2 separate regions of the Mus musculus genome follow, and region 2 is linked to region 1. The links are chromatin loops, found by intact Hi-C in ENCODE. Cell type or tissue: heart. All regions are shown on one strand.

The links. Peaks named below come from ENCODE experiments on the same cell type or tissue, not always from the same donor. Only the 100,000 strongest peaks of a DNase experiment are listed, where the experiment ranks them.
Region 2: it touches region 1 in a loop (4-fold over the local background); 5 of 42 quality-filtered maps call a loop at or near these places.

What each region holds. Positions count from the first base shown.
Region 1 is chr4:146,926,025-146,928,524 of GRCm38, forward strand. All of the region lies in intron 6 of Zfp993, which reads left to right. Among named protein-coding and RNA genes, the nearest start is that of Gm21411, 26 kb to the left of the region's middle. In heart, no CTCF peak of the experiment used is centred here; no DNase peak of the experiment used is centred here.
Region 2 is chr4:146,454,438-146,456,937 of GRCm38, forward strand. All of the region lies in intron 1 of Zfp992 (zinc finger protein 992), which reads left to right. It also overlaps the pseudogene Vmn2r-ps16. Among named protein-coding and RNA genes, the nearest start is that of Zfp992, 6.7 kb to the left of the region's middle. In heart, no CTCF peak of the experiment used is centred here; a DNase peak (open chromatin) is centred at 1,134.

The DNA of each region.
Region 1 (2,500 bases):
TGACCACATGGTAAAAAATGATCACAAGTTTACACATAAATTCAAATCATAAATCGAATAAGAAGTTTAAAACACTGAATGTTAACATGCATATTCATTAAGAGTAATTACATGGTTATACATTCCTCACCTATCACAGGTCCACAGGTTCACAGAGGGTTAAAAATAGTAAGTAAGTTATTAGTAAAGTTTTGCAAATATAAATCTAGCCAATCTCTTTTCTTCTGTTCTTGTACCTATAATAAATCATTCATTCCCTTTTTATGACTTTTAACTAATGCTTTTACAACCTCTGAGCAGAAAAATGTCTGGTTTTTATCTCCGAAGTGAGAATAAAGGATAGCAGAGTTTTCACTGCAGTTCTGACTATCAGAATGGTATTAATTTTGTTATTAAAAGAGCTTAGTAATTAACATCAACTTAGGAATTTTTTGGATCATTATTGTATAGGATAAAGAAACTATCTACATATCTTTAGTGTATCACTACAAGTTAGTTCATCTTGTAGTTCTTCAGAGATCTGCTCAACCTTGTGAACTGATTCCTAATGGTCTATATTTATGTTTAATAGTGACAGGAAAAGCACATTAAGAGCAGCAATCTTTCCTTAAGTGATTTTCTCCAGGACCTTGCCTACTGAAGCTCTTTCATAATTTTGCTAGCCTAAAGTGAAGTAATCTCAGGAAGATCACCAGTTTGTTGTCCTCAGATATTAGGACATATTAACTTGTCCTTTGATAGCTCTTACTAATTGTATATCTTCAGGAATTAATAAGGATTTTTCTATTAGGATGATTGTAAAGCGCCCTGCTTATGTTTTGCTGCCAGTAGATATAGGGGAAGAATCTTGGTATGATAATTCAACTTTAGAAGTTGTAAAGAATATTAATGAGCTAACTAGGCCTAAAAGGTGTGTGGCTGCTCTTATTTTAGGAATATCTGCCTTGATAGCAATGCTTACTACCTTTGCAGTTTCAACTACTGCTCTGGTGAAAAGTATGCAGACTGCAACCTTTGTTAATGAATTGCATAGGAATATTACCTTAGGCTTGTCTGAATAAAGGATAATTGATTTGAAATTGGAAGCAAGGAATAATGCCTTAGAAGATGTAGTTTTGAAAATGGGACAGGCGGTGGCAAATATTAAAGCTAGATTGTCCACTAAATGTCATGTTAAATTTCAATATATTTGTGTTACACCATTGTCATATAATTCATCCTTAGAAGAATGGAATAGGACAAGGGCACATTTGTTAGGTATTTGGAAAGATGATAGTATCTCCTATGATATGAAACAATTACAGGAATAAATTACAGTTATGATTCAACGATATTTGGATAGCTGGGATGTGAATAAATTAGCTTTTATTCATTTATTTATTTATTATTTATTTATTTATTTATTTACGGCTAATGTGAAGTGTTGTTTCTGTAACTTCTTTTTCAGCCTGTTTATCACTTTGTGTGGAGCAGAACTAATGATTTCTTCAAGTCAATTGTGTATGTAGATACTTTGCTACATTTATCAATGTAACGTTTTGGTAGAATTTTTTTTGGCTCACATATATATACTGTCATATTATCTGAAAATAGAAAAATCACTGTTTTATTTTTTTTTCGAAACAGGGTTTCTCTGTATGGCCCCGGCTGTCCTGGAACTCACTTTGTAGACCAGGCTGGCCTCGAACTCAGAAATCTTCCTGCCTCTGCCTCCCGAGTGCTGGGATTAAAGGTGTGCGCCAACACGCCCGGCCAAAAATCACTATTTTCTTCTTTCCAAATGGTATTCCCTTAGTTTCTTTTAGTTGCCTTATTGCTTGAGCTAGAACTTCAAATACTATATCAAAGAGACATGGGGACAACTGACAGACTTTTCTTGTGATAGAGAATTCTTTCTTTAAACCTTTGCTTTTAACATGGAATTTTTAAAATGTAATTCCAAAGCCTTTAGTACACTTCCTATCAATTAATGGTCAATTTCGTTATTACCCTGTGCCAGAGAGCCTGGCAAATCTGTATGGAATCTTATATGTGTTATATGTAGTCAATTACTCTTATTTGTTATAGTTGAATAAATAGTGAAGTCAATTCAGAATCATCCTAAATAAGATCAACAGGCTCTATGTGTAAAACAAACATTTCTCTATATTGAGAGGTATTTACTATGATAAGACACTTGAAAATCTGAGAACACCATGAGTATTGCACATAATTAAGATTTTTGAACTGATTTCCTGGGACTCTCAGCCACCTTACTTAAATCTTCTGCCTTTCCTGATTTATTAGCCTCAGTGTAAAATGTAGCGGCTCCAGATATTGGAATTCCCTTTAATGTATGAGGGAAAATCCAAGTAGTTCATTTTATGAACTGAAGTCACTTGCTTTTAGGGTATCTGTTGTTATCCAAGAAATTACTGCAAGCTTGTTTATCAACATTCATGTTGTGTCCATAGTGAGTCAATCTCTACATTAATAAATGGTACCACGATTTCAGCTGGAT
Region 2 (2,500 bases), 470 kb before region 1:
GAAACCACCTAGCCAACAATGTCCACATGGATATGTTAATAGGCACACCAGTTATCCTTTTATCCTGAGTTTCTCTGAGACCTAACAAGGTCCTGACCTGCCCTTGTTGCAAAGAGGTCTTGTTGGAGTTCATGTGCTTAGATTCTGTGGGTCAGAATAGATTTCTTGCAGTCTTCTTTGCTCCTCTTCAGGGTTCCTGGCAAAGGACTCTGAATGTGTGTGAACTGTGTGAAGGAGTCTCACATTTCATAGAGTAGACTGAAATCTTCAGAGAAAACGAGACATTTTCTGTGGTATCTTCCCTTTCCTTCATTTATATCCTTTTGCCAGGTGTTGTCATTTTGATTTTGACTTATGAAAAGTTCCACATTCTTTGCGACCACAGTTTTCCCACATTCAGGTCTCCCTCTGCTTGGCTTAATCTGCTCACACTTAAATCTAAGTAAGAGCCCTGGATGGTAAAGAACAAACGATTCAGATGTGATAGAGGGATTTAACAAGGGTTGGGCTGGGTCCTGAAGTGTTTATGAAAAGATAAAGAGAGAAAGAATATGTTCTATGAGGCTGTGGTGAGGTATGGGGGAAGGGGGTGCCTCAGAGGGCCCATGCCAAGGCATCCCTTTCCCCTGAGGGACCAGCCACAGGATGGTATACTATAGAACAGAGTTTATTCATGGCATGGGGGCGGGGGCATGGAGTTAAGAGGGTAGTAGAGGCAGAGAAACACAGAGAAGGGGAGAGAGTAGAGAAGTAGAGGCTGGCCATCAACACATGGAAAGAGAGGGAAGAGTTTGGTGAAGGGAAGGTTTAAGGAAAGAGCCCAACAGGGCAATGGAGAAACAGAGGGAAGCAAGAGATCAAGAGAGCAAGAATGCTGCAAGCAGCCCTTTTTATAGTGGGTCAGGCCTACCACTGTTGCCAGGTAACTATGGGGAGGAGCTACCTGGATTTTGGGCACTGGGCATGGGGAAAGGGTGGTGGGGAGGGGAGTGGGAGAAAACCTTCATCTCACTAGAGTTCTGTTTCTCTGGGCAAGAGTCTGGCTGTGGGAAGCCATGGGATGTCAGCTCGCCCGGGGTGGGGCGGTGGCGGGGAAGGTGGGGGGAGTACAAAGGGCAGTCCCAAGTCTCTTGGCCTCATGGAGGCCAGGTTCTCAGTCTCCGACATCCCAGACACCATTGGAGATCACAGATCTGAGAACAAAATGCCCCCCCTAGCCCCCGTCGGCTTGGACAGCCCTTGGGCAGAAGGGAGAGGAGGGCAGGGGGAGAGGGTCACTGGATGGTTCCCATGCTGGCAAGAGACTTTGGTCTGGTCCATGGCTGGAGCACAGGAAGGCCTTCCAGCTGGAGGTTAAACAGGGCTATTTAGAGGAAAGCCTATCCTATTTTTTTAAGCATGGAGGGCCTTGATGAACAGAGACAGTCTATAGTTTTAGAGCTTTATTGTAGAAAGGCAGAAAGAGAGAGAGAGAGAGAGAGAGAGAGAGAGAGAGAGAGAGAGAGAGAGAGAGAGAGAGAGAGAGAGAGGCTGGCCATGGTCATGTGGAGAGAGGGGGGCACAGAAAGAGAGTAGTACAGCTAGAGATGAGAGTAAGAAAGGTAAGAGCTTAAAGAGAGAGAGGAGGGGCTAAGCAGACCCTTTTACAGTCAGCTGGGCTATATGCTGTTGTCAGGTAACTGTGGGGAGGAACCCAGGAATCTGTGGGGGTGGAGTCTAGCCAGAATGCCAGGAGCTTGGGACATTGTCTGTGTGACTTATAATCTCAGAACTATGGAGTTGGGGGCTCTGTGGTGTCAGGCACCTTTCTCTGGGAACGTGGCTCACTATTCCATCCCTTGTAGAGTTTATTTACTGGGTCACCTGAGCAAGCCTCAATCAACCAAAATAGGCTGCCTTCCACTGCCCCACACCTAGCTGTTGTCAGGTAACTGTGGGGGTGGAATTTAGACAGAATGCTCACATTCCCCCATTTTGGTTTAATTAAAAAAGAAGAAATTAGATAGAGGTGATGGTAAAGCAGCAATAGGGTCGTCGTAATATCTGACTACTTCTGGCTGGTTTGGGGACGGCAGATCTCTAGGGAACCTAGAAGAGTGGGTATGTGGAGTATTTGTCCAGTCTTAGGAGAGTTGGATGTTTCCTGCTGTCCAGAGCCTGTGAAGCCATGTGAGCATAGGTCAGAAGGAAAATATCCAGTAGATCCATCTGTGTCTGTGACAGGAGATTGGAGCATCTGGAGGTTGCTTCTCTGGAGCTGTCCTGGACATGGTAAGTGCCTGGACTTGACAAAATGTTGAAACACATTATTGTTAGTAGAGAATAAGATTAAGTGCTTTTCAGAGAAAGAAAAATTTTCTCTTAAGATGTATATTTGAAACCCAGAGGAATCCCACCCTTTGGAATAGGTAGTAAGTGGGAAATTTTGTCAGATTTTCTTATCTGGGTAGAGTCTATTTGGTCCATGAGAGGAAGATCTGAATGGGTTTCCTGTAGTTTA